Linked DNA regions of Mus musculus: region 1 is linked to region 2. Evidence: chromatin loops called from intact Hi-C (ENCODE). Cell type or tissue: left cerebral cortex. All regions are shown on one strand.

Region 1 (8,000 bases), 160 kb before region 2:
GATATATTTCAAATAAGAACCATGCTTATGTGTGTATGACCAGCCATGGCCTTTTCCCTTTCCCAACTGCAAGCCAGCAATTCTCTAGGTGTCTCTCAAGCAAGATTAGAACTCCATTTTCAGGGAAAGACACGTCCAAGCTCCCCTGTGAAGCCTCTGTGATCCATGGTTTTACCTGATCAGATTATAAATACTGCCCAGTGCACCTAAGAAGTCAACCTACAATCTCATTTGTGGGGCACAACCTCAAAAGATACCAAATATCCAATACATCACTGAAACATCTAAGTTCAATGCTCACACGCCCACTTGAGTGGGTAGGCCCCTTTCTCTAAGCATTCCTCTTTCCGTTAACCCTCACACTTGAATCTACGCTAAAATCTTTCCTTCAGAAACTCCAAGTTGGCTTCCCATGGATTGATTCTGAAATTCTTCTCTGCAGTACAGTTGAAACTCTTGGCTCTGAGAAGAACTGAAGATGCTGTGGGCAGCAGCGTGGAGCTGCGCCAGGTCACTATCACAGGAGAGAGTGAGCCACACCGGAGCTGCACAGCCAGTCTGGGGTGGAACACAGGTACAGCTTACAGGTTCCTGACTTAAAAACGAGTTTAATTTTAGCAAAAACTGGGAGGAAGCCAGGCCAGGGTAGATAGAACAGGAGGCAGGAGGGATGACACGGATCTCGGGCCTTTATCTTGTCCAGGTGATGATAGGGTCGGGAGGTGTAAGACACAAAAGCCTCCTGTGTACACCTGTGCCACTTCCATGCCAATTAGCACTTGAATGAAAAGGAAGGAATGCCATCCGAGGGGCACCTCTGCAGCTGGTGGAGGCGCTCAGGTGGTACACTTTCTTGGAGCAAGGCTCTTATTATCTCCCTCGACAGGCAGTTCCTTAATCAAAGCAGAGGATGCTAAATATACTTCTGTTTCTTTGGGTAAGCAGGCTGGGACTGCTCTGAGTGGGGCGTGTACGGTGTGTGTGTGTACAGATGGGTTTCTGGTGTCCAATCCCACTCACCAAGGAAGAGAGCCATCTCTCCTACTACCCCGAGCAGCTGTCTCCTCAATAAGAACATATCAAATTGGGGCTAAGCAAAACACCTCAATTTCAACTGGAAACACCTCTACCTTCACTCCCTTCCTCTAACCCTGCAAGCAGGTCTCTCCTGCTGCTGCTGACCCCTCGGGATTATCTTCCCTAAGATACCTCTACTCTTACTCCCTCGGCTTTCTCTACCAGGTATGTCCCTCCAGGTTGCTGTTGAAGAGGACACAGAGATGCAGCTCCCACTGTGCCAGAGACCGATACAGGCAGCACAGCTGACTCGCAGTAAAGGCAGAAGGCTCTGTCTGCATCTTAAGAGGCTGGAAAAGCCTGTGGGGTGTGGATGCATGCAGTGGGCAGCAGAACAGACACGAATGCTCAGACCCTCACATCTGCGGAACTACCCTTTGTCTTCTCCTGAACCATCGCTGAAGACTCAGAAATGCCCTGGAAGAAGGCCCACATGCTGCCAGTTTACATCTTTAATTTCTCTCTGGGTGTTGAGTGGCAGAATCCCTTGGCACAAGAATCCAATCCACCCAGCTGAGGCACATTTCAGCCCGCTTGACCCTTTGGTAACTTCAGCAGCCAACAAGGAAGAGCTCAGTCCCTCCCAGCCACTCTCTGCCTATCCTGCTCACCCCACAGCCTGGGAAAACATCTCAAAGCCTTGCCACTGAGTTAGCGTCAAGCTCCTGCACAGGAGTTTGTCTCAGACACAGTCACTTCTCCCCAAACCTTAGCCTTCCTGTCTGTTTCAACCCTGTGAATCTCCAGGCTCTTCCAGCCCTTATTCCCTCTCTTTTTTTCTTTTTAGAGCCTTAGGAGGTATCTACACATCTCTCTAACCCTCCATCATTTATGTGATGGGAAGGAAGAATCTTACCAGGGTTTGGTATTTGTTAAAGGAATAGAAATTCCTCAATGGAAAACATAAACGAGGAGCAGGCAGCTGATTGAAATTTGTTTTAAAACTGAGTGGCTGCATTTTTCAAAACACAAGCACACACCCAAGTCAGTCTCTTGGGGAATGTGGCTGCTTCCTCAGGCTGCTGCAGCTAGCAGAGCCTGCTGCCTCCCTCCCGGAAACCGTGTATTTGTTTAGCAGTGAGCCCAGACACAAGCGCATTTCATTACCAGGCACCTCCAGCTACAGTAAACAAATTTGTCAGCTCACTAGCTCATTAAGGTGCGCCCCGGACACTCGGGATTTATTGAGACCTGCACAATAAAAGTAACATGAATGGATTTACTAATTTTGTCAATCACTCCAACAAACCTGCCCAAGATGGGGAGAAAATGTGAGAGGGGTGGAAAAGCAAAGAAGGGAGGTAGAGGAAAGGTGTGTGGGGTGGGGTGTTGGTTTACAAGAGAGCAGAAATGGACGGCAATGGGAGCAGACCTGCTCTCTGCTGTCAGCCACTGTGGACAGCCCATTTCATAGACGCCGGGTCTCCTTTCCTAGGGTGCCAAGACGGGACAAGAGATGCCAAGGGCAAAATGACATCACACATTCTGGTACCCTGTGGGTTACTTTGAACCTCCCAACTGCACATAAGTCTCAGAACTCATGAACCTGGGGATGAGAACGCCCTTCCCTAAATAGAAGCGGCAGCCTCAGCAGCCTTGCGAAGGAGAGTCACCTGCTCTAGCAGCCCCTGTCCTCTTTGGCTTCCGAGGCTACTTGCTGGACCCTTGCAGACATTCCAAACTGAACTTAAAACCTCTACAGTCAGAGCAGGGGGAGCTGGAAGGGAAATGGGAAGAGGGTGTGAAGGGGGGGGTAGGGATGGAAAGTAAATCCGGAGAGGTATGCAGCCCTCTGGTCTGTAACTTTCAAAATGACAGCAGGACGGGGCAAAGGTCAGGGAGTCTGAGGCCTTAAGCACCTCGGCCAGCTGTGGCAGGGAAGCCTGGAGCCCGCGGGACGCCTGCCCATATAAATCAACAGTAAGCAGGGCCTGCTGGAGATCGGGGACAATGGGCCCACAAGGGGGTGGGAAGCAGGACAATGGGGCCTGGTCAGTGTGCAGGCCCGGAACAAATGTGCCCTGGCACCACAGGGGCCCCCATTTGTGAAACTAATTGGCCCACGATTGAAAAATTGGACCAACTTCAACAGCCCTGGGAGGAAAAACAGGCAGCCCACAAGAGCTTACCTAGCCTGACTCCAGCCCAGCCCTGTAGGTGTGAAGCAAGGGCTTCTAGGGGGCTCCATTCTATCAGAGATGACCTAGTCAATCCGGAGGAAGGATGGGAGAGAGCCTGGTACTGGTGGATGTCATGCCAAACCTCTTTGAGGACCTGGAGGAAAAAAACCATCCTTCGGTTTCCCTATTGGGCTTGTTCTACTGGGGTAAACCTTCAAGGCGAGACATACTGTCAACTCTCTGGCTTTTCAGAGCCTCAGAGATCATACAGCCTTCATCTAGGGCAAGTCAGCTCCTCTCTAAGTCCATTTCCCTTGCTGATCTTCAGGTCTGCAATCTCTATGGTCAGTGGGTGACCTGTTGCTCTCCGTAAGGTGGCCCTTCCAGAGAATTGGTCTCTTGGAGTCCAATTCATCTGGTTTGGGAGACCTCAGTGAACAGAGGCTCCAAAAGTGTGTGATGGAGAGTCAGGATGGCATGAGACAGACCAGGCCAGGCTATTCACCCAGCCTTTGTCTCTTGCTCCATCCCTCATGTGACCTTTATAGTAGACTCCCCCATTGAAGAGGCTACATACAGAACAGAAAGTCATGCCAGCTTCAGCAAGAAGGCCTACCTGGCTCAAGGACACACTGTGAGCTCCTGGCTAGATGCCTCAGGCTCTTTACGGGGACAATGAAAGGAAAAGGAAAGACCCTTGAAGAATTTGTCCATCTCTGATAGCCAATGTTCTAGGCCCATGGAGGACAGGGCCAAGTGCCTTCAAGTGATTCTGGAGGCTTCAGTGGGAACCACTTGTCACAGGCAAAGCAGAGATGGGCCTGACATTGACTAGGTACAGCTAGGGACCAATCCATGTCTTAGGTACTTGTAAGGATCCTGTGAGATGCAAACTTTTAGCAAGAGAAGGCAAGAAAAACTTGGGGAACCACTCCCCGAGGCCTAGTAAGTCAATCCTCAGACTGGCCATGCCTGTGATGTTCCTGAGTGGCTAGGGATATGGATCCCTGAACCCCATCTGAGTCAGGCAAGACTTTTCTGATAGCTGAGAATGCAGCAGAGTCGAGACAGAAGGTGCCACATCCTAGCGTCGGGATGATACCAAAGTGCATGCAGAGCACACAGGGGCAGGGTGAACAGACCCCTCTGGATCCAGTGGCCTCTGGTCTTAGCCAGGTCCCAGTGCACAGTGGGCCCCTACTCTCTTAGTACAGCATTCAGAGCTTGGCAGAGAGCATGGGGCTTCTAGCTAAACATGGGACCGGATTCCACACCGGCACAGACAATGATTCCAGGTAGTTCTTCAAGTACACGAGACATTTTTCACAAAAGCCATTTCTCTAGTTCCCATAATGGCACCAGATGCCCCCAGAAAGGGTTATGGGGTCCAGAAGTAGAATCTTTGTGTGTGTGTGAAGGGGGGGTAGGGTGACCAATTTCCAGGGGGGGGGGCTAAACATAATACAGGAGTACAGGAAAGAGACAGGACAAAACAGAGCCCCAGAGAGATAGCATAGAATGGGGAGGAAGAGGGGAGACAGAAACTAGAAGTAAGAGAAATACTGATTGGTTCAGAGCATTTGCAATATCTGACAAACACTGGCAGTGAAGAGAAAAAAAAATCCCCTGTAAATAAACAAACCAAAACCAAAAAAAAAAAAAAAATCAGGAGAAAGAGAAAATGTATTCATTTTACTGACATTTTAATGGTTCCTCTCTTTCTCCCCCAGAAGATGATTACAAATTAAGGAGCATTTAAATGCTTTTTACTGTCAACAATTAAAAAGAGGACTGTAGGCCCGAGAGCATGGCGGGCCATTCATTCCCACGGTAACCAGGCTATCAGAGACACCGTGAGGCTTCTTGTACTGTACAGCACACAATGGCCCAAAAGGGAAAAGCATACACGTTAGTGTTGCAGGACATTCAAAAGCAAATGAACACATAAAAAGCTCCAGGCACAGAGACAGACACCGAGAGTGGGGCATGGATGGACTGGGGACCAAAAGTCTCAGAAATGGCAGAGTGTAAGTATAGTCTGATTACACCACACTCAATGTGCCAGCATAATTATCGGTGGCGTGTGTGCGCCTGCCTATGTGTGTGTACCTGCCTGTGTGTGCGCACCTGCCTGTGTGTGTGCTTGTACACATGTACACGGAAGAACCAGAGACAGGTACTGATTTGCTACCCTAAAAAAACAGGAAGAAACAAACAAGCTGCAGAGCACTTGGACAGACAGTCACTAGAACCAGACAGACAGTGGGAGGATAGGAGAACCTGTAACACGCCCACGCCACTGATAACTGCGACATGTCCCAATCTGCTGGACCACAGGTATTACATGCCTGGTGATCTTTATCTCACTCGCTTCAGAGTGAAGGATACCTACCATTGCAGCACGTACCAAAAGAACCTATTTGCATTTTTAGGAAATATCTTCCGTTGCAGGTGAACCCACAGTCACCAAATGTATGGCTGGACTCTGCACACGTGCCAGCTTACTGCTACCAAACCCAACATCACTCTGATGCAGTTATCACAGAACTCTTTCAGCTAAATCAGTACAAATCTATATCATCTCAAGGACCTCTGAAAATAACAGACAAAGAAAAAATAATAGAAGAAGACTCAACGCTAGTATACAGGGGAGAAAGAAAGGTATTAGAGAGGAAACAGGTAGAGGGGCACAGACAACAGTTCCCGGTGTTTTCCCCTCTCTTGTCGGGTGGAGACTGAGAGGCCACATCCAGAAGCTGCTGGGTCCATTCCTGTGCTGTTAAGTTTAATATGCAGGGGGGGACAACGGTGAAATAAAAGAGACACGTCCCCTTTAAAAGGAAATATAATTTACAGTGTGCAGCCAGGCGGCCCATAGTTTCAATCTCGTTTACTATAGAGAAAACTCTGCTAGCTGCTCTCTATCCCACAAATCCGATTTAATCAGACAAGCCAGCCAGCGTGGCTTGGAGTAAAAACGGATAATTAGTAAACAGAGAGCTACTCCAGTGCTTCATTGGCATTCGAGTTGGGCTACTGTGTCGCATTTAAAATGCAGTCTGATGAAGTTTACAAAATCAAACCATTTGTTACTCCTATTGAAGAGGCTTCAGGCCACTTGCAATTAAATTGGAATTAGTGCTCGGAATGAGACACAGCAAATTCATACTAAAAAGGATCTGACTTTGAGACATTTGACTTACTTCAACTGTTTTCTGTGTGGGCGTGGGTGTGGGTGCCACAGAGACACTTCTCACTCACCCCGACTCCAAAGGGCTCCCTGATTCCGTGGGCTTGTCCCCACAACAACTTGCTTCTCCCCTAGGCTGCTGTGGGGAGGGGGGCCAGTTGGGGAGGAGACAGACAGCTGACTCTAGGGCACTAGGTCCCAAATTCACACCGGGAAGATACTGTACCAGGGAAAATGTGTCCACAAAGGGCCATATGGCTCCCTTCTGTAGGAGGCCTTTGGACAAGGGGGTGGGAGGGGGCGGAGAGTGTGCTGCCAGAAGGAGGCACACTTCTAGAGGGCAGTGGCCCCACCCCTCTCAGACAGCAGGCTGGCGGCCTCCCGGGGAGAATGGGGGAACTTTTCCTGTTGGCTGGGCTCCTGGGATGTTGGGCATGAGGAAGGCTTCATTCGCCACAGCCCACTCATCAGCGTCCCCCACCTCCTGCTCTGGCCCCTGGAGGCAGGGCAGAACCGCGCCTCTCAGCAAGCCTTCTTAAACAGAAGCCTGTGAAACTCCCCAGCTGACAGGGCAAGGATTCAGGATGCTGGTGAACTTGGATGGGGAAATAGAACATCTTGATTCTCACTGGGAAAGTCTGCAGTTCTCTGGACTGGGGGTGTTAGAAGCAAAGCAGCCTGGAGCACCTTTGTCATGGGTAGCTATTTTCATGCCACTCTGGGGGTATCATTTAAGAAAGCCACACCTACAAAAATATGACAGTTATTCAATCATGCCCTGTTAGGTCATAGGATAACAATGAAATCACACATGTTACTGTGTTAAACATGTTTTATTTGTTTTGTTTTGTTTTGTTTCAGACAGGGGCTTGCTATATGGTCCAGGCTTGCCTCCAATTCACTATGTAGCTCCAAACTCATTACATTTAGCCCAGGGTAGCCCTGGACTAGCAATCCTACTTTAGTCTCCTACATGAAGGGACAATTGATGTTTGCTACTGCACCCAGCCTACAAATGGTTTTTAAAATATTATTTGACATGTATTTTAGGTTCCGTTAAAGCCTTATGTATTTTACTTTATATATTCATAGACAGTGTTCTTTCTCTTTTTTTTTTTTTTTTGATGTTTTTGAGACAGGGTTTCTCTGTATAGTCCTGGCTGTCCTGGAACTCACTTTGTAGACCAGGCTGGCCTCGAACTCAGAAATCCGCCTGCCTCTGCCTCCCAAGTGCTGGGATTAAAGGCGTGCACCACCACGCCCGGTGTTCTTTCTCTTTCTTGATTTTAGTACTGGGGACTGAGCCGTGTGTGTGTGTGTGTGTGTGTGTGTGTGTGTGTGTGTGTGTGTGTGTGTGTGTGTGTGTGTGTGTTAGGCCAGCTCTCGACTATTCTGCCACATCCCCTCTTCTCAGACATCACTCTGAGCATGTGTGTAGAGGCTTCACCTCTCTGAGGAATCCTGGGATTGTGGCGGGAGGCAGGGAGCACACCATTGCTCAGGAGGCTGGAGAGAGCGGGTGTGGGTGTGGAGCTTAATGTATAAAGTCTCAGCGTCACAGGATGACCAGGTCCTGGAGATGGGTGTTGGTTATGACTAAGAAACAATGAAGA
Region 2 (8,000 bases):
TAAAGATGTTCTTGAGGTATCGAGCCTTACGGTCCTCTTCTTCTTCGCCCCCACCGTCAGCCATGGTGGCCTCTGTGTCATTGTCATCAGATGCCTGGATGGTCTCCAGGATCTTCAGGCACTGCTCCTCCAGGTATTCGATCTCTAAAATCTCAGCTGCATACAGCAGGTCATCCAGGTCCTCCGCCTTGGCTTGCAGTGTGGCCGTGTAGGCGTACTCCAGGATCTGCTGGAAGGTTTTTGGCGAGAGGAAGTCTAGAGTATAGTGCTGGCTGTTTCGGTGGAAGAGGATCTCAAACATCTTGCTGGTGCAGGCTAGCACCGTCCGGTGGGCATGGAACTCCTGGCTGTCCACCATGATGACCACATCGCACAAAGTCCCAGCCAGTCGCATCTGATTGGCCTTGCACAGCAGCCCCGTGGGGTGGCTAGGGTTCTGCAGCTGGATCATCCCCATCTTTGTCAGATCCATGATGCTCCCCTGGGCTCAGGCATGGGGCTCTCTTTCCTTCTCTGCTCTGCAAGGTGGGGCGGTGTAGATGTCGGGGCCAGCAGAGGGGACTGGAGAAGAAGGGAAGAGAAGACAAAAGGGGTGAGCAAGTGACAACAACTTCCCCAGTGTCCCTTATAATAAAAAGTCAAAGGCTACAGTATGCCTCTACCCCAGAAAGAGGCTTGGTTGCGGGGGAGGGGTAGCAGAAGGTGGGTGGGCTTCCTAGGAAGGTACCATCATCCTTTCCAACACGCTGAGAGGAAAAGGAAGGTTTGCGCTTCCCCACACTCTTTCCCCCACTGCTCTGAAGCACGCATCCATCGGATAAAGCGAAATGATGATTGCAATGAATCCTAGGCATTCTTCGAGCCTGAGAGCAGAGCCTTCCTGGATAAGGCCAGTGTCCACCATGAGGCTCACAAACTTACTTAAAAGTAAGAAGCATTCGGCTTTCCTGTCCACCCCTATGGGCAAGCCCTCATCTTCAATGTTTTTCTAGTTCTGGCTCACTGAGACGGCCTTAGGAGACAACCAGATCTAGCCAGGGCTGTTAAACATGATGGTGGTCCCAGATCTGCTGGCCATGAAGCTGTCTTCTCCTAGTCATCCTAGACATGACTCCTCTCCATCATCCAGTGGTTTCTATGGCCTCTGTCCTTGCACGCTTAAGTCAGGGCTGCACAGGATTGGCAGACCCATACTTAGGCTGTGACAAACACACCACACCGCACCCTCCCCCTCACACCCATCACATCACATTCTACCTTAACTCATTTTTAACTACAAGTTCTTTAAAGCTGCTGTATGTGTCCAAGGTGTGTGTGTGTGTGTGTGTGCGCGCGCGTGTGTGCGCGCGCACGTGTGCACAGGTGTGCACACGCGTGAATGTACACCTACATGCAATTATACAAGATGCTACAGCCTCCTCTTTTACCCACAGCCCACAAGCCCCCCAATGGACAGAATGCTCTAAAATGAGAAAGTGGGTAACACCATAGGAGAGTATGTTCCCAACAGCCTTGAGAGTGCACACCAGACTGGATGCCTCCCAGGTGTTGGCAAGCCCAGCGACAAAGAGAAAAACTGACATTGAATATGGTTCTCTAAGTGACATTGGCACCAGCATCTCTGGGGTGAATTAAGCCCAAAAGAAGGGAAGACAGGGCTGGAACACAAAGGCCTCTCCCAGAAAGTGTTCTGGATGACTGAGAGGCTCCCAACTTTGAACAGCCATTGGGACATAGGCAGAAAGACCTAACGGGATAAGGTCCCAACCTCTGTCTCTCTGTAGCCAACATTTCCCACAGCCTGGGGAAGAGGGTGGAGAGAGCTAGGCTCTCAGCCACTCTTCGCAGAGCTTGCCTTCACCCTCGACAGGAGTCTTAAAGACTCTTAGGTGCAAAACTCATGCGGAAAGAGTTAACAATAGTGGCTGGCCACTCTTATTGCCCACCCTAAAGTGGAAACGGAGGGCATCATCAAGAACGGTGAGATATCCATTCCTCAAAAGCTTCATGAGCACGGTGTGCTTTCGGGAGAGAGATCAGAGATTTGGAGAACTAAGGGGGAGAAGCCAAAATAAAGAAGGTTCGCTGCTCAAAGGAACCTTTTGGGCCTTGAGGGAAATCAAGGTGCCCTATCCCTAACCGGCGGCTCCGCACCCGCGATCCGACCGTCCCTAGGTGCAGCGATCAGCCGATTCTGGGCAAAGCCAGCGCTAACCCGCCAGAGCTCCGAGGATCGATGGTGCAACACACCCCTTGTTCCCAGAGACCCCCGCCGAGACTTGCATAGGACTTTGGCAAACTTGGGAAAGCAACTTTTCCCCAGGAGTCAGGTGCCTGGAAGAAAGGGAACAGAACTAAGAAAGGGGGAAAGCGAAAGAGCCTGGGGAAAGGAGAAGGTCCGAGCGGGCTGGACGCCGCTGCTAGGCCGGCCCGGCAGCGCAACCCCCCCAGGGGAGAAAAGGATGCACAAAAGCCTGGAGGCGAGTGGTGGGAGGCCAAATGAGAAGAGATCTCTGGGTCCTCCACCTTCCACCCAAGATCACGATCCCCGGGAAGTCACCAGCAGGGTCCCCGGCCTCCCGCACCAGCTGCCGGCGTGCCCGAGTCAAACACGCTGGGAGCGTGGCGGGGAGGAGGCGAGCTGGTTGCAGCGGTGCGCTCCTGTGCATTCCGGTGGGGTCCGCAGGCTGGCAGGATCGTGCGCATTTCGAGCGCGTGCGGGAGCGTGCGAGGGGCTGGGCAAGCTTGCAGCGCGCCAGGGTGGGAAAGACATCCCGAATGCATCAGGTGCAGAGCCGGGAACCCACCGTGCGCGGCCGGGAGCGCACAGCGAGCTCCCGCTCCACCGGCCGTTCCCACCGAGAGCCGAGGAGGACTCGGAGCGCCAGAGTCTCTCCGAAGCGTCCCTCTCTCCTTAAAAGAGGGCATCAAGTCCAATCAAAAAAAGAAGAAAAAAATCCCACCACGTTTTCTCTAAAGAAAACAAAACCCGATCGGATACCAGTCCCCTCCCACCCGACCCCCAGGTTCACTCCTTGCTTCCTCCGGGTCTAGCTCCCCAGCTCGCCAGCGAATAAACACAAATAAATAAGACACAATCCTATCTCACGCCAAGCGCACCGGTCCGCATACATATGAGCACCCACAGGCTCTCTGCTCCTCCGCCAGCCCTTGCCTGTACAAAGACACCCAGTCCCCGACTACACGCGCCCGCAGCCCTGGCAGACCTCCCGGCCTGCCACCTCTCACCCGGACCGGACCGTGCCCGGAGAAGAAAGGTTGGTGAGGCAGCTGTGCCCAAGCTGACAGCCTCAGCGCCGCTTTCTAGCTGACCCCCAACGGGCACTGGCGATCGCTGCTGCAGCAGCAACCAGAGAACCCCGCACGAGCCCAGCGGCCGAGTGGCCAAAGCTAGCACCACCCGCCTAAACCTCTCCCGCCCCAGGGCGCCCTGGCGGGAGGCGGTCGCTGGGCGGTGCGAGTCCTTCCCGGGTTTCCTACACACATACACTTACCGCTTACGGAGCCTGGAGCTTGGGGTGGGTGTGCGTGCCTGGGGGGTTAGGGGTGTGCCTGGATCGGGGAAGGGGTGTTGCTGGGGAACTGTTGCTCCGGATCTCACGGCGGCAGCGGCGGCATCGCCCGGCAGTTCGCAGTACCCGCTCTCGTCACCCTTAACTCCTCTCTGCCGCTAGGTTAGCAAATCACCACCGGCTGCGGCGCCTCCGCCGCGTCCCACGTCAACGCCGAGCCCCCTCCCCTGCGAGGCCCCGGCGCCTCTCCATCTTTAGTGCTGGCGGCCGAGCCCGGCTCCCTGCCCACAGCTGCCCCCTCCCCTCCCCCTGGCCGGTCCTGGCCCGCCCACCCCGCCCCACCCCCGCCCTGGCAGAGCCCGTGCGCTCTCCCAGCCCTGCCCTCCCTTCCCGGGCGCTCCCCTCCCTTCCCAGCGCTCGGCGCTCCGGGCTTCTCCTGACATCTAGCTGCTGCCCCGGCGGCAGCGGCTGCTGCTCGTTGGCTAGGTGGAGAGGGCAAAAGGTTGCAAAGGAAGAGGAGCCGCAGAGGACCTGGCAGTCCCCAAGGGGTCAGAAGGATGAGTGGGAGAAGCGGTTCCCACTTTAGCCCCAGGTTTTTTCATTTCCACTGGGCATGCGGTGTATCCCGCGCCCCTAACTCCCCCAACTCCAGTACTCAAGAGCGCAGTTTTGTCCCGTTTTTTATTATTTGCACCAGTTCAGTGTGTGGCTTCTAGCTTTTCACTTTTTCTCAGGATTCGGATCGCATCCTCCCTTACCCTAGCTTTAAATGGGTCGTTTCCCAAGTCCCAAACCAGGCCTCTGATGCCTGACCACAGGAGTTCGCCGGATTTGGCCAGATAAATCTAAAGGGGCCAGTAGAAATCTGGTAGGAGGCAGCACCTCGATTTTGCTATCTAGATTGTTGCACACTGAGATGCGAAGGCCTGAGTAGTAATACTTTCTCACTCCTAATCTCGGGCATCCTCCCCGCCCGCACGCCCCCCCCCATCTTCCCCGGCCCCAGGAACCTGGATGGAAAGTTCTGAAGATTCTGCGCCTAACTCAGCTCTGCCTTCAGGAGCTACTGGAAGCTTGGAAGAGCGCTGGGCCGCTCCAGAGTACTTTCTTCCCTCAGCGGCTGGACCATTTTAAAGGGCGTACTTGAGATGACAAACCGTAGGGTAGAAAGACCAAAGGAAAAAAAATATTCCTTCTACCCGCGGAAAGCACCGTCTCCTCCTTTGCACACGAAGCTAGGCAGGGAATTGAGGTTGGAGGGTTCTTTTCTGAGCACTGGCCTCCGGCCAAAGCCCCAGCGCAGTGTTATTGGGGGTGTGGTGGAGAGCGCCACCCAGGGGTCTCAGAAAAGTCACCCACACAGCCCCACCCTCCAGTCCTAAGGTATTAGTTCCAGGCTTCAGTTTAGGGGTGCTGTGTTCTTGGCTTACCGCGGATCTCCCACAGGACCCACAGAATCGTATCTTGATTCCCCAGGAGCTAAAGGAGAAGGAAAGTGGGCGGTGAATGGAGACAAAAAAACCCACGAAGACCAGGTGGCAGAGCTTACACAAGATCTGCACGGGGGTCTGCTAACGTGGTGGTCATTTATAATAACAAGGCATCCTAACAATTGACACTCCCAGGTCTCAGATTAGCAGTGGGAGAGAGAAGTCCGCAGAACCGAGCACTGGGAAGCAAAGGAAGAAAACTACAATTGAGTTACCCTCTCATAGGCAGTGTCATGTGGGTGAGACAAGGCGAAACCCCCCTACCCCAGTCAGTTGGTATACAACAAAAAACACCTTGTGTAAAGGCTACCTGATTCTTTCAAGTTAAGGCGAACCCTCTGTAAGAAGTAGGGGATTTGAGGACGTTAAGAAGGAACTGCCATCTATAAAGAAAGCAAGAGTGGATGAGCAGAAGGGAACAGGAAAAACACACACCCCCCTGCCGTGAATGCCTGGCCATGGGAATGGAGCATTGAGCTTGTTGAGTTCCTGTCTAAAGAAGGCTTGCTATCTAGGGTCCACATCCACCTACCACCCTCTCTCCAGCAGTCACCGGAGAGGCACACGATTAACCTCTGATCCTATTCTACCATTAATCCTCAAATCAGAGAAAGAGAATCCGTAGACACAATGGAAACGAAAGAACAATTCCTTGCCTGGCCCTGGCCTCCCCCCCAACCCCAGCCATACTCACTCTATGTGAAAATCTCCCTTGCTTCATAAACTCTGCCCATTAAAGAGCCCAGCCCTTGTTAGGAAGTGTTAAAGAGAGAGTAATGCCTAGATTTAAGAGGTGGGGAAGGTAACAGAAAGGGAGAAGGCAGGCGAGGCTGTGGGCTGGGTGCCAGCATTGGGCTCCAGAGCATTTCCACTTAGCGATGAAGGCTGGCCGAACAGCAGTTTGATAAGGTTTATTGGGCCCAGATAAAGCAGCAGCAGCCCCCACTCCCAAACCAGCACCATTTATAGCCAGAGCTGTGTCCTTGGATCCTGGGAAGCAATGAGAGTCCCCAGTTGAGAGATTTCATATGGTAAGGCCTAAATCCAAGCAGAGTTGAAAAATCAAAAGACAATCTCCCTGCCCCCTCCCCCACCTTTGGGTTTTTTGGACTGTTTTGTTTTGTTTTGTTTTGTTTCTAAAAGATGTAGTAGGGAAACTGGAAAAATCAACTCCTAAAAAGGCGAAAGTCCACTGGCCACGACACTGCTTTCCTTTTATCCCAACACTATGGAGACAAAGACCAGTCACACTGTGAGTTACAGGCCAGCCCCAGGTATCCAAGTGAGAGAGACCTTCTCTCAAAAACAAAACATAGGACCTTGGTTTAAGGTTTTCTGACAAAATGCAAGAGGCCTCAGTCTTAGTCATGCTAGAAGCAGAGACAGAGGTGAGCTAACCATTGGGCAGACCTCCACCACAAATCTCCCCATTCCTTCACCTCCTGTTTTCCTGCATACCTCCCAGCCATGGAGCCTCTCCAAGCTCGGCTAGTGGAAAAGTATATCCAGTCTGAGAGAAACATGTAAGAAGGAGGTGGTGGGGGTAATAATTCATTCAGAGCATTCCTTGAAAAGCTTAACACGTTACCTCTCTTGTTTTAGTTAGTCCTTCTAACCACCCTGTTGGTGTTTCGTGACCATTTGGGGAGGAAAGAAACCTGAGGCTCGGGCTGGAGAGATGGCTCAGCGCTTAAGAGCCCTGGCTGTTCTTCCGAAGGTCCTGAGTTCAAATCCCAGCAACCACATGGTGGCTCACAACCATCCATAACGAAATCTGATGCCCTCTTCTGGTGTGTCTGAAGACAGCTACAGAGTACGTACATATAATAAATAAATAGAAAGAAAGGAAGGAAGGAAGGAAGGAAGGAAGGAAGCAAGCAAGCAAGCAAGCAAGCAAGCAAGCAAGCAAGCAAGCTGAGGCTCAGAGACTGTTTGCATCCAACATGATGCTCTGAATCACAACGTGTAATAGCACAGCTCTGTTCTTCATGCCTAGATCACCTAGACTGAAAGAAATGAAAGAAACAACCAAGGTCTTTTAGTTTCCTTGCCTTTCTCTGTTGAGGACAGGGCTATAGAGCAGTGCACCAGCCAAAGTGACTCTAACTATTGCATATTGCTGCCTGGGCTTTCCTTCCTTCCCAGGACCTCAGACTATTGAAAAAGAGTTTTGAATGACAGTAAAACATCTAAGAGACACTCAAGAGCTTGAGTGTTTTACTTGCATGTGAATGGCAAGTCTCAATTCTTTGGGCTGAGGATACAGTTTACTTCAGAGTTCTTGACTAGCAAACACCAAGTTCTGGGTTTGATGCCCCCCACCACCACCACCACCACCACTAATTGTGGTGTGCATGCGTATTCTGAGTTCCGTAAGTGAACTAAGTGGAACAACATCACGAGACACACCTTCCAAAAAGCAAAGGGCCAAGTATTGAGGGGACCTGTATGTTCTGGTACTTTAGGCTCAGGAAAGCCAATCCGATCATTTCCATCACCCTTCTTCCATCACCAGGCACTGAACAGTGGAGACTGAAGACTTTGGCATCTCTTCTAGCTACTGAGGATGCCTTCCCTGGCATCTGTAGGCACCACTGGGTGGCTAAGACAGGGTCTCACTGTATATCCTCCGTGGACCGATGCACCTGGCTAGAGAACTTTTCAAAGAGGAACGAAGAAGGGATTTTCTTTTTTTGTGCCAGCAGCTTTGGGGTCACTGTGACCCCCAAGATCTTTGTGACTGAGGACAAGAAAGAGTTTTCTTCCCTTTCTCTCCCCAGCATATTGCAAATGGTGTTGGGGGCCTAATGTTTTCAACTCAAATAGCAAATCTGAGTTGTTATTAGTGCAAAGATGCCCTGAGGGGGTAGGCAGTGTGGATGAGATCTGCAAGGGATGTTATGGTAAAGTGTGTTTATAATTATAATGGGATTTAATGTACACTGGGACCAGATGATGGCAGCCATTTAAAAAAAAA

The links. A loop is a pair of places that touch in the nucleus more often than their neighbours do. Peaks named below come from ENCODE experiments on the same cell type or tissue, not always from the same donor. Only the 100,000 strongest peaks of a DNase experiment are listed, where the experiment ranks them.
Region 1: a loop joins it to region 2, with 2.2 times the contacts of the local background. A loop is called at or near these places in 4 of 42 quality-filtered maps.

The regions. Positions count from the first base shown.
Region 1 is chr9:48,672,401-48,680,400 of GRCm38, forward strand. The region is part of intron 4 of Zbtb16 (zinc finger and BTB domain containing 16); the gene reads right to left. It overlaps Gm32280, which reads left to right. Exons shown (of 3, transcript XM_030244764.1): 2 at 443-574; 3 at 1,243-2,289. The coding sequence ends at 1,727. Among named protein-coding and RNA genes, the nearest start is that of Gm32280, 6.3 kb to the left of the region's middle. In left cerebral cortex, CTCF peaks have their summits at 3,006 (motif pointing right) and 6,714 (motif pointing right); DNase peaks (open chromatin) are centred at 502, 984, 1,306, 3,053 and 2 more places; H3K27ac peaks cover 5,070 bases.
Region 2 is chr9:48,832,539-48,840,538 of GRCm38, forward strand. It overlaps Zbtb16 (zinc finger and BTB domain containing 16), which reads right to left and starts at 3,687. Exons shown (of 7, transcript NM_001364543.1): 1 at 3,516-3,687; 2 at 1-561. The coding sequence starts at 472. In left cerebral cortex, CTCF peaks have their summits at 3,699, 3,980 and 4,861; DNase peaks (open chromatin) are centred at 2,684, 3,748 and 4,858; H3K4me3 peaks cover 4,684 bases; H3K27ac peaks cover 3,998 bases.